Linked DNA regions of Homo sapiens: region 2 is linked to region 1. The links are chromatin contacts, found by Hi-C in ENCODE. All regions are on one chromosome and are shown on one strand. The core of a region is the stretch at or near the end of the contact, and the rest is flanking DNA. Distances in the headings are between cores, read along the strand shown.

Region 1 (6,380 bases), core at 2,740-5,239:
TTCCAGACTAGTCAATGTCTCTTATCTTTCTTCAGTCTTCAGCTTTCCAGATGCAGAGTTCAACCAGGTTACTGTGTCTCACCTGGAGAAAAACAAGTATCTTTATCAGAGAATTCTTTCAGGGTATTTCTTAGACACCAAGGCTAAAATTCCACAGGCTGCTGTTAAAAAGTACTTTCTGAAAGAAAGACTGTTTTCCATTTCACTTACATGTATGTGGGTAAGAAGGGACTCTGAATTCAGAGGAAAACTGACTTGAGAATCCTTTGCTCTGTTCAGATTGGAAGCAGAACATGGCTTCACCTGGCCAAAGGACATCAAAGGACTAGCTCTTGTAAGGGGCCCATCTCACCTGACATAGATGGTAGTAACAAATACCAAGAATATCAAAATCACAAACAAGGGCACAGCAGTGAAGGGCAGTCCTAGAACAAAGATTTCTCTTTGGACAAGAAGAGTGTTTATTGTTATAGTGAAAAAAGAAAAAAATTAACCTCAAAATTAGGAAAGCAAGTCTCATTTTCTTTCTCTGTGTGTTTCTTTTGCTCCTCTATGCTTTTTAGTTACAATCCTGAAGAGGTAGAAGCTGAATTTTTGGTCTTTTGGAATCACCCATTAGAACACTGGGTAAGAAATGTTCTTGCAGAGAAAGCCATGATGCCCTCTATGAGAAACTGAATAAGCATAGCATAGGGTTGGTTCTTTTTTCCCAATTCAACAGTTTATTATTCCTATATTGGCCTAAGGTAACTGAGCCCCACCTGCCCCAATATGATTAAAAGTAACAATTATTTCTGTTGATGACAATAACAAACTAACACCAGCACCTTGGGATTTTATAAAATGCTTTTCATCTGGTGATCTAAAAGCACTTTACTCACATTATCTGGTGACGCAGTCCCTTATCCCACTCTTTAAAATTGAAGGCTACAGAATGCCCGAGGACATTCCACTGAATCACCTCAGGTTCAGAACTCAAGAGGTCACATGCCCCTCTGGTGACACAAACCCTTTCTACCTTTTCATCCACTACCTGCCCAGAGATGATAACTTGGAATCTGCAAGCCAAAAATTTTAAGTTAGAATTTTAAAAGAAAGTAGTTTTATTCCCTTCTCTACTAAAAATACAAAAATTAGCCGGGCGGGCGCCTGTAGTCCCAGCTACTCAGGAGGCTGAGGCAGGAGAATCACTTGAACCCAGGAGGCGGAGGTTGCAGTGAGCCACTGCACTACAGCCTGGGCAACAGAGCAAGACTCTGTCTCAAAAAAAAAAAAAAAAAAATCAGAAGATTCAGATAACAAAATATAAATGTGCCCTATAATGTACCACTTCCTCTCTCACCTATGGCATGGAAGGCAAAGGTGCCTTCCCTTACGATTCATTTCTCTCTTTAAAATTAGGGTTTCAGAGGGCCAAACAGCAGTATTAGAATACAGTGAGCGCCAAAAGATTCTAAGAAACTGTTATAGTCCTAGAAAACATAAATCCTCTCTAGTCCCTGATTTAATGATTATTTAACTCTCAGTTTCCTACAGGAATGGAAGCCTAACATTTGGAATGTAGGCCTCAGTAACTTTGTTAACAAAAGCAAACTCTTGATTTGTAGACAATATGTACTTTTTTTTTTTTTTTGAAACACAGTTTCCCTCTGTCACCCAGGCTGAAGTGCATGGTGTGATCTCAGCTCACTGCAACCTCCGAGTCCCGGATTCAAGCAATTCTCCTGTCTCAGCCTCCCGAGCAGCTGGGATTACAGGAGGGCACCACCACACCCAGCTAATTTTGTATTTTTAGTAGAGATGGGGTTTCACCATGTTGCCCAGGCTGGTCTCGAACTCCTGACCTCCAGGTGATCTGCCTCCTCACCCAAAGTGCTGGGATTACAGGTGTGAGACACTCTGCCCAGCCAATATGTACTATTAAAGCAAACTTTTCCCTCAAAATCCCAAAGACTAGAAAAGATGGAAAATTATACTACTTAAATTTTATCTAGAGTAGAATATCATTTAGATACTATATATTGTTTCATATATTTTCCACAGGAAAAAAGTCACATGGACTAATATTGACATAGTAATACAGAGTCATGAAAGGCCATGCAATTTTGGGAGTATAATACTGGGAACACAAAAGAGAACAGCATCTGAGATGCTTGGGGGCTACACAGTAGAAGGGAAATCAAAAACCTAACAATTTATTGGGTATAAATAAAGATGAACCAATTCTTAGCAAAAGAATGTGCTGCAGATACTAGGATGAAACCACAAGGGTGAGTATGGTTCATCAGAGTCAACAGTTTGAATCCATACTAGTATCAAAAAAGTATACAAGAATATGTATGCCAGCTGGGCACGGGGGCTCACGCCTGTAATCCCAGCACTTTGGGAGGCCGAGGCGGGCGGATCATTTGAGGTCAGGAGTTCGAGACCAGCCTGGCCAACATACCAAAACCCTGTCTCTACTAAAAATACAAACAAATGAGCAGGGCGTGATGGGGCATGCCTGAAATCCCAGCTACTAGGGAGGCTGAGACACGAGAATCGCTTGAACCCGGGAGGTGGAAGTTGCAGTGAGCCAAGATAGCAGCCACTGCACTCCAGCCTGGGCGACAGAGCCAGACTCCGTCTCAAAAATGAGAAAAAAAGTAATATGTATGCCATATTGAGGCACAGAGTAAACTATGAAATGGAAATATGTATATGTAAAACAAACAATACAGGATATGTGGTTTGAAGGCTTTAATAAGGTTTAATACAGGTATTTCCTTAAATAGGTGGATACCAGCAGTACCAAGGACAACACAACTATTTTTTGTTGAAATAAGCGGTGTAACAGTACAATAGAGTAAATCTAAATGCACAGTAATGGAGGTACCATGGAATAATTCACATGTCAAGGTATGGGAGAAAGAGCCAAGAAGTTTAATGTGGGTGTTATCATTATATACCGAGGTAGCAAAATACATGGCAATATAATTTTGTAAACATTAAGTTTATACAATGGGTGATAATGAGCATTCTGAAGATATTTGATCCAGGACAGAGGTATACTGAGATAGAAGGATGATATGCAAATGTTAGATCAACTTGGTCAAGATGGCATTAACCAGGAAGTGAAGAATCCAAGGCAAAAAATAGTCTAGCGTATAACGTATATGTGATCCTACAACTGCCTTCCTAACTTTTAGCAACTTTCTTACTTCTTATTTCAGTGTTTCATTTGGCCAAGTGGGTAAAACACTTTCCACCTGCCTGCCCCAAATATAGGTAAAATATTGACAAACGCATTCGGGCTCCACTTTAAAAAGTACAAAGTACTAAACGCATGGAGCACTCGGCTGGTGGCGGTAGGAGGAGGAAGCGGACGGGTGAGAGAGAACAGGTAACAGGATGAAGCTTGAGCCAAAATAAGTATCAGCAGAGTGGAGCGAGGGACTCGAACCGCAGAGCGGTAAAAGGGAAACAGCACCCGGTCCCCACCACGGGACTGGGGAAAGGAGAATCACCCGTTGGGGCAGGGCTGACGACCGCTGAAACCGAAAAGAAGGAATCCACGGCGGCCAGGCCCACCGAGGTTGAGAGAGCGGGCTGCGGGGACCGCAGAGCCCGAGGGCGCAGGGCCGGGGGCGGAAGGGGCGGCGGCTGGGCGCCAGGCACCGGGGACCGCGGTCTCGAGCTGAGTGGCCGTCTCTAACCCGTTCCGAGCCCTGGCGGTCGTGGATCCCCGGCCTCTACTCGTCGTCCGTTTCCAAGGCCCATGGGTCCCGCCGCGGTTGGAAGACCCGGCCCGGAGGAGAAATAGGGCCTTAATACCCTCCCCGTCTTCGGTCCCCCTTCCCTAGAGGTCACCCTCCCCTCCCACCTCGCTGGTACGGCACTTCCGGTTCCGCAGGGACCGGTGTCCTCCGCACTCACCCGCGAGCCCGGTGCCCGTCACCACCGCCGTCGTTGTCACCGCCGCCTCCCGGCAGTGCCGTCCTGCCTCAGAGAAGCAGCGCGCGGCCCCCGCACGCTCCACGCCCGCCCCGCTGCCGCGCGCTCCCGCCAGGCGTCGCTCGTCTCGGAGCCGGCGCGCGGCCGTTGCCCTCAGTGCCGGGTCTCGAACCCTTCCAGCGTTCCCATTGGCTCCCTAGTCCGGGCTCGCGCGACGTCTCGCGCGGCGCACGTTTGTCTCATTCATGCGGCTCGCGCTGCCGCGCCCAACCCCGCTCACTCTCCCATTCACCCATAGCCCCCACCCCGACTCCGATCTGGGGCGTGCGCGCGAACCCTGGCGACCGCGGCGACCTCGCGGCCTGATTGGCTGCAGCAACACAACGACGTACGCACGCGAGAAGACGAGAGCGCGCACGTAAGGCCGTGGGGTTGCGGGGACAACTAAGAGACAAGGATTGGCCTAATGCACAGGAGTCAGGAATGAGGAAATGGCCAGGCGAGTCTTCCCTTCTCCTGCGTCCTGTTGTATTCCCACTGAATCCAAGCAAAAACCCCCGGAAATAAGAAAAGAATTATGTGTGTGTACTAGAAGTACTCAAAAGCAAGCAGCTACCTTCTCGAATTCAGCAACCCCTCTCCTACTGAGGTGGTACAGTCCAGACAGGCTTCCAGCGCAGCCAATTACCGACGACTATCGCCGCTTCCTGCTTCAGCCCCTTCGCGGCGGATTGGCCAACCATTTGGCGACTAGGCCTCCCTCTTCTCCTTCCCATCTCCTTTTTTTTTTTTTTTTTTTTTTTTGATGGCAAAAACTTTATTTAAAACAATCTTGCTGGAGAAATCTTCAGTCCGGCGAGGTCGCTGGTCCGGGCAGAATCCAGGGCGATGGAATGGTCTGGGCTGTGTCTCCCACATGAAGGGGACGCCCGGACTTGAAGAGCCAATGTAGGGCGAGGCTCCTGCCAAGGGCCGGGGAGGGAGATGAAGAAGAGCAGGCGCCAGCCTTGGAGCCGTAGCGCTAACCGTGAGAGGGAAGCCTAAGGAGCGCGCGACCTGAGGCGGTGGCAGCACCCTCCCGCCCCCGGAGTGCGAGCCGGGAAGTGAACTCCCTGAATTCCATTAGTTTCCCACTGTCACACGTGGGATGGGCGCCCGCATCCCTCACCTCACCCAATCCTAGAATACAAAGCTAAAAGCAAAAGGTTCTCTAGAATAGCTACTGTCCCTGGCGAGCTAACTCTGCATAGGTCATAGTGCTACGCTTTGCCCTGATTAGCCCAAGACAGCTGTGAACCCAATAGCAATGCCCCATGTTCTCTCCCCATTCGGCTCGAGGCTATTTCTTTTTTCGAAAGCAACTCTAGCTATTACATAATGGTCCCTCAAAAAGGTGTTTCACAAGCCACTTCCCTGAAGCCGAGGCCCCTCACCTGTAAAATCCTGAGGACTGTCCTCGGGTTTGGTCTCAAATGTTGCTGGCTTTACTGTGGTTCTGACACTAGCATTAGGCAGTAAGGTAAAAGAGAACTACCTTCTGTTTTCTGGAATCTAGTTCCTTCTCTGACATGGCATATATTATAAGTTCTAGTTTATTCTTGTTAACAGCGTCAATCCAGCATTTATTGCAACACACTTGAGAGTTCTTTATAACGACTTTATATTTTTAAAACAGACCTGGCCTGGCGTGGTGGTTCACACCTGTAATCCCAGCACTTTGGGAGGCCAAGGCAGGCGGATCACGAGGTCAGGTGCTCAAGACCAGCCTGGCCAACATAGTGAAACTCCCTCTACTAAAAATACAAAAATTAGTCGGGCATGGTCGGGGGAGCCTGTAATCCCAGCTACTCGGGAGGCTGAGGCAGGAGAATTGCTTCAACCCGGGAGGCAGAGGTTGCCGTGAGCCGAGACCACACAACTTCACTCCAGCCTGGGCAACAGAGCAAGACTCCGTCTCAAAACAAAACAAAAACCTCTTTAGACCATATGAAAGGTAAATTATTGAAGATACAATATTGATATTTTATTTTTTACTTTTTGAGAGGGAGTCTCACACTGTCACCCAGGCTGGAGTGCAGTGGCGCGATCTCAGCTCATGGCAACCTCCTCCCGGGTTCAAGCAATTCTCATGCCTCAGCCTCCTGAGTAGCTGGGATCACAGGCATGTGCCACCACACCTGGCTAATATTTGTATTTTTAGTAGAGATGGGGTTTCACCATGATGGCCACATTGGTCTGGAACTCCTGACCTCAAATGATCCTCCCACCTCGGCCTCCCAAAGTGCTGAGATTACCGGTGTGAGCCACAGTGCCCGGCCTGATATTGGCATTTTCTACCTGTAAGCCATGTTTCTTTAAGATGAAGTCAGCTTTCATTTTTCTGTTGCAATATTTTTCTTGGATTTTTAGACTTCCTGATTTCCTCCACAAATTAGGCATTTTTATTT
Region 2 (6,380 bases), core at 2,166-4,665, 3.2 Mb before region 1:
GGACCCAGTGGGAGATAATTGAATCATAGGGGCAGGTCTTTCTTGTGCTGTTCTTGTGATAGTGAATAAGTCTCATGAGGTCTGATGGTTTTGAGAAACAGGAGTTTCCCTGTACAAGCTCTTTGTTTTTGCCTGCTGCCATCCATGTAAGATGTGACTTGCTCCTCCTTGCCTTCTGCCATGATTGTGAGGTTTCCCCAGCCACGTGGAACTGTAAGTCCAATTAAACCTCTTTTGTAAATTGTCCAGTCTCAGGTATGTCTTTGTCAGCAGCGTGAAAACAGACTAATACAGATGGCAAGGAAACGTATTAGGAATTTTGGCTTGGCAGGGTCTGATTGGAGGGTGTCAAATTTGACTACACGGGTATGTTGAGGTGGATTTTACCCCTGGATCTTTCTGGTCAACAGACCCTTTGCTCCTGAAAGAGTTCCAGCATTTAGGTTCCGATCATGTCTAGGTCTTCTTGGTACCACAGGGAGGAATCATTGGTTCTGGGTGTTGTTAGATGTCAAAGCATTTTCTATTGGGCATGCCCTACTGACATGACTTGGAGTTTTGGCTCTGTCATACCTACAAGAGAACATGACATTCTGTTATCAAAAGAGTAGGCCCAGTTTGGATTGGTCCTGAGGTTACAGCATGCTGAGCACTTTTGAATGAAAAGAAATGGGAAGGTCTTAGAAGCTGCCTTAGAACCAAGGACTTTCTAACCTTCTCTTGCCCCCTGACCCCCACCCTAAGTACAGGGAGAAGCTCTCTCTAGAAGTTCCCTTATCTGACTGAGAAAATTTCTTTCAGAAGAAATGCAATTGTCTCAAATCTCCCTCCACAGGAAACTCATCAAATAACCAGGAAAGATTAACCACTGGAGAAGAATAAAAACTAAAAGTCACCAACTCACCACTACACCTAGAGAGACTTTTAATCTATTCTTCTGATGGGAGCTCTAACAGATTACCTGAGAGACCTTATGTGCATAATAAGACAACCTTTGTTCACAATGGAGTTCTGCCCCTCACCTTCCCACAATTTGTTGCCACCTCCTCCAGAGCTCATAAGAACTTTGTCCCAAGGCATTGTTTGTTCTTGGGGCTCATTCATTTCCCCTAAAAATTATTTGCTAGCCCTCCCTAAAAATTATTTGCTAGCCCTCAAAATTGCCTACATTTCCCCCATCTCCGTCTTTCCTGGGTGCCATTTAAGTAAGCATCAGCCACCTGTTCCTTCTTTGAGCCTCATATTTTGTATTACTCCTGTGCACACTCACACACTAATACACTTGTATGCCTTTTCTCCTGTTATTCTGTCGATTGTCAGTTAATTTCAGCAAATCTTTAGAGGGCAGAGGGGAAACTTTTTTGCTCCATACCCTCATTCAGTTCTCAGCAAAAAAATCAGCTCCTCAGTGATGCACTCTCTAAGTGCCCTGCCTCAAGTAGCCGTTCCTCCAATCCCCAGCACCTCTGTCTACCTTGCTCTGATTTGTTGTATTCATAGCACTTACTACTCTGGAATTTTCTTCTTAAGTGTTGATTGTCTCTGTGCTCCCACCACCCACAGTAGAGTGTAAGCTCCAAGACAGCAGAAACTGTGTCTTTCTTGTTGACCTTTTCTATCTCCAGTTTTTACAATAGGGCTTGGCACATAGGAAGCACCCAATCAATATTTGTTGGATGAATGAAATGCCTGGGGAATAACATGAATAGATATTTCGTTCAAAGTGGATCACTGTCTGCTCTGTGGAAAGTAGATTAGGAGGAGGAGGCCAGGCTGGAAGCAAGGAACAAGTGGGAAGTTACTTTGTTGGTGCAAGACAGAGATGAGATGCCCTTTTGCATATTAACTCTTCATAAGAGTTCAGTGAGTTAGTTCTACCCTTGTCATCACTCCCTCTGTTTTACAGATGAGGAAACTAAGGCATAGAGAAGTTCATACTGCCAATCACCTGAGTGGTGCTAGGATTTGAGCACACAGTCTGACTTCAGAGTCCATGCTCTTGGCCACTATGCCATATTGCCTTTTGTACCTGTAACTTTTATTTTTCTCTCCAAGCTTTTGCTTACGTTGTTTCTTCTTCCGGAATGCCTTTCGTTCTCCTTCTCCTCTGAATACTGCCCACCTGTCAAAGTCCCTCTCACTCACATCCTGTTCATCCTGCCCTTTTGTCTTGATACCTTACAGTCCACACCACGTCTTTTGCATGATTCCTGAGAGTATCTTATCTTACAGATATCCACAAAGAATCATACACTATCTGAGCTGGAAGAGAAATAGAAAATACAAAATCCAAAATACAAAATAAAGAAATTTATAGGAGGCCATTGGTTTGGACTGAGCTCTTCTGCTAGGCCTAACAGACCAAGCTAAAAAGAGTTAGTCCTGCTGAAGCTCCACGCCAATAAGCTGAAACGAAGATCTTTACGACCTTCTGAGTGTGTATGTGTGTGTGTGTGTGTGTGTGTGTGTGTGTGTGTGTAGGGGGGAGCTAAATTCCCAAACAGGCAAGTTTTAGGTGGCATGATAAGTCCCCTCCACTTTAACCTTTACAAGAAAAGTAATTTTGAAATTACCAAATGACCAATCCGCTTTTTGTTCTCTGTTCCTGTTTTCCTCAGTCCTTTTCTGTCTATAAAACCAAGTTCTCCTGTTCAGCTCATTGGAACAACCATTATATTTTATAGTATGAGGCACTGCCCAATTCTATAGAATCGCACCTTAAGTCCCAGCTACTCCGGAGGCTGAGGCAGAAGGATCACTTGAGGCCAGGAGTTCCAGGATGCACCTGTGATAGCCATGATTGCTATGACCGCACCTGTGAATAGCCACTGCCTTCCAGCCTGGGCAACATTGCCAGAGTCCGTCTCTTAAGAAAAAAAAAATCTTTGAACTAAGTTTGTTGTGATTTTGTCTTTTGACAAAGAAGAAAGGGCAATGTGAATTGCCCCAAATCACAGAGCGAAATGGTAGTAGTCAGGACCAAAACACTTTCTTAGCCGTTTTCTTAGTTCTTGTACCCATCTGTTTCTGTATTTTCTTCACCAGGCCATCCAGCAGTGTCTCTTAAAGGGTAGCCCGAGAAACAACTGACTTAGAAAAGCGTGGGGCACAGTCTGTCTACGCAGACCCGAGGAATCTGCATTTTAACAAACTCACTGGGAAATTCTCGCGCACGCCAAGGTTTCAAAGACCAGGGTCCCGTGGCACAGTGCCGCACAGTTGTCAAAACAAGTGCTGTCCAATTGTTTTGGTTTTAAATTCTCACTGCGTCATGGGAAATGTAGTTTCGAGCCTCCTCTCTCCCGACGCCCCAGCCAATCCTCCGGCGCTTTACGGAACGAGCCGAGTCAATCCGGAAATAACCGAGTGTTCGTGGCGGGCCCTTTCCTGCCCGGCTGCATTCTGGGAAAGGGCAATTTCCGTTAGGTGCTGAAGGCTGTGGCGCGCGGCTGTCCCCATTCCCACGTGAAGCGCTACGCTAGCATCGCTCGGCTGGCGGCTCCCAGCTCGCCGCGGAGCAGTCCCGGCAGCAGCGGGGGACCGGAAGTGGCTCGCGGAGGCTCAGAAGCTAGTCCCGGAGCCCGGCGTGTGGCGCCTCGGAGCACGGTGACGGCGCCATGTCCCTAATCTGCTCCAGTGAGTGTTGGCTGCGGCCAAGCGCGGGTCTCAGGAGGCCAGAGAGCGGCGCGGGAGCGTGTGCGGTCCGCTGCGGCGCCCGGGCCGGGGTGGAGGCGGGAATGGGGCGCTCCGGAGGCCGAGCGGCGGCCTGTCAGCACCGGAGCCCCCCCCGTCGGAGCGGGGTGCATTTGCGCAGTGCCCCGCAGTTTACATAGTGCCTGAGGTTTATTGTCGCAGACATTACTGAGGCCGGTCGCCTCATTCTACAGAGTGGAAACAGGTCTGGACAGAGAGAGCTGGTGCAAGGGAAGCAGCCTTAATGTAGGAGTCAGAAAACTCGAGGTCTTGTCCAGGGTCCGCCTCCCATTGGCTTTATGAATTGGCTCAAGGCTCTGGGCCTCGGTTTCCCCATCTGCAAAATCGAGAGCATTGCAGTGGATGTTTTGCGAGGCCTCGCTCGGATAGTCGGAGCTTTTGCAATTTGCAAAGGTCACATGATGAGTTAGAGGTAGAGGCAAGGCTGGCAGCCAGGTATCTGGCTCCCAGCCTTACACTGTATGACTAATAAAAACAGCGCACATTTATAAGCCCTTATTGGTTTACAACGCGCTTCCAAGTCTATGATCTCATTTTATCCTCACAAGAATTCCCTAAAGGAGAAATAAAGATCCTGGTTTTGCAGATGAGGATGCAAGGCGCAGGAAGAGCGGGGCTTATCTAAGGATGCGTAGCTAGTCAGTGGCAGAGCTGGGTGACGTAGTTAGGTGACACGGATCTTGGACCCTGAATCCATGCTTTTTTCATACCTTCCACTATCTTTCCCTTTGATATTTTATCATGACGTACAGACATTTTCCTTTCCCTTTTCGTTGTTTCATCAGATTACTCGTTTCCCCTCCCTTTTGCTATTCACTTCCTTCTCTTCTCAGAACCTGTACATTGATCCAAAGAGGGGGAAGAAGGAAGGGAAATGATGGAAAAGGAATCCCTCACTTTGAAGAAATTACAGCTCGCAAAGTACCTTCACATTTATTGTTTCCTTCCAATCTTCGGGAAGCTCTCTTTTACGTTCCCCAGCACCATCCTTCCTGGCATGGTTCACTCATTTGTTAGATGTTTACCGAGTGCCCTGGGGGCATCTGCATTGTACTGGAAGTGAGAGACCAGCTGTAATCCTTATCCTCAAGGGGTGCACAGTCTACGCAGGCAAGAGTGTAAATGATACCTCTATTGCGGGTTGTTGTGAAGATGAATTACTGTACTGTATGCCTAGAATTGTGCTTGGCACATAGAAATGTGCCATGCAAATGTGCCATGTAAATATTTTTAAATATTTTTATTGTAGCGATTGCCACTTTGCTCCTTGGAATCTTCCAGGTGATAAGTGTCTGTACGCTAATCAGTTGACTGGTAGCTGGTAGACTCAATAGCTTCAGGATGGGGACTGGTCACCTAGGAAGACTAAAGGGTATTAGAAGGTTGGGATTTTCAGTCCTACCCCCCATTTACCTGGGGAAATGAGAGGAACTGAAGTCGTCACTAGTGACCAGTGATTTATTGAATCATGCCTTTGTAATGAAGTTTTCATAAAAATACAAAAGGACAGGATTCAAAGAGCTTCTGTATAGCAGAACATGTGGGGGTTCCTGGAGGGTGGGGTGCCCAGGGAAGGCATGGGAAGCTCTGTACTTCTCCCATACCTCATCCTATGCTCCTCTTCATCTGTATCCTTTGTAATATCCTTTACAATAAACTGGTAAACATAAGTGTTTCCCACAATTGTTTGAGTCACTGTTGCAAATTAATTGAACCCAAAAAGGAGGTCATGGGAACCCTGATTTACAGCTGGTAGATCAGAAGAACAGGTCAAACAACCTGGGGCTTGCGATTGGCATCTGAAGGGGCGGGGAGTCTGGTGGGACTGAGACCTCAACCTGTATGATCTGACACTATCTCCAGGTACCTGGTGTCAGAATTGAATTGGAGGACACCCAGATGGTCACATCTGAGGTCACAGAAGTATTTTGTTTTGTCAGAGAATAGGAGAAACTGAGTTTGTTATTCCTGTATTCTCAGACTTTATAATTTCTTTGATAATCTGTCTGGAGCTATAGACTAAGATGGATGGCAGGGATTTGAATGGCTTCATGTGTATCTCCATGTCATGGAGTAAACTGTATTCATAGAGTACACAATCATTGTTCAGATATGAGGTGGTGATAATGGACTGCTATTCTCTAGGTGCTTGGCACATAGTAGTTGTTAATAATTATTTGTTGACTATATGATTGTCAGATAGTCAGGAGACTATCTCCTCAGTCAGGAGACTAAAGGAAAAGGTAGTTCCATAGCTGGAAAGCATTCTGGGGCCAGTACAGAACTGGCTTAGGGTCAAATGTCTTGCTTTCTGCTAGTTGAGTGTGAGGATGCCTAGTCTTGTTGGGGCTAATAGCAGATGAGGAATCCTCTAGGCCCAAGATTGCCTTCACTCCAAGCTCACTACCAGCCTTTTCTCTACAGTCTCTAACGAAGTGCCGGAGCACCCATGTGTATCCCCTGTCTCTAATCATGTTTATGAGCGGCGGCTCATCGAGAAGTACATTGCGGAGAATGGTACCGACCCCATCAACAACCAGCCTCTCTCCGAGGAGCAGCTCATCGACATCAAAGGTGCCTATTGGCTGCCTTAGTCTAGGGCCATCTTAGCTCAGAGCCTGAGAGGATGGGAGGTGGTGCCAGTGCACTGGAGGAAGAGATGGTGG

What was found. Hi-C counts contacts between places; a loop is a spot of excess contacts on that map. Pooled maps may share reads with other maps.
Region 2: a loop to region 1 is called in a map of naive thymus-derived CD4-positive, alpha-beta T cell, with 22 times the contacts of the local background. The contact joins the promoter of PRPF19 here to the promoter of ZDHHC5 in region 1. A Hi-C loop is called at or near these places in 2 of 168 maps with a recorded cell type or tissue (naive thymus-derived CD4-positive, alpha-beta T cell and posterior cingulate gyrus), 1 of 37 single-sample maps with no recorded cell type and 13 of 50 pooled maps.

The regions. Positions count from the first base shown.
Region 1 is chr11:57,665,723-57,672,102 of GRCh38, reverse strand. It overlaps ZDHHC5 (zDHHC palmitoyltransferase 5), which reads right to left and starts at 3,989. Exons shown (of 12, transcript NM_015457.3): 1 at 3,916-3,989; 2 at 1-82. RefSeq lists enhancers at 3,288-3,357, 2,911-3,548, 3,549-4,188, 4,358-4,937 and silencers at 3,468-3,667, 3,918-4,157.
Region 2 is chr11:60,903,620-60,909,999 of GRCh38, reverse strand. It overlaps PRPF19 (pre-mRNA processing factor 19), which reads left to right and starts at 3,415. Exons shown (of 16, transcript NM_014502.5): 1 at 3,415-3,636; 2 at 6,139-6,288. The coding sequence starts at 3,618. It overlaps PRPF19-DT (PRPF19 divergent transcript), which reads right to left and starts at 3,221. Exons shown (of 2, transcript NR_186697.1): 1 at 3,157-3,221; 2 at 1-573. RefSeq lists enhancers at 91-140, 2,963-3,082, 3,196-3,783 and a silencer at 3,723-3,822.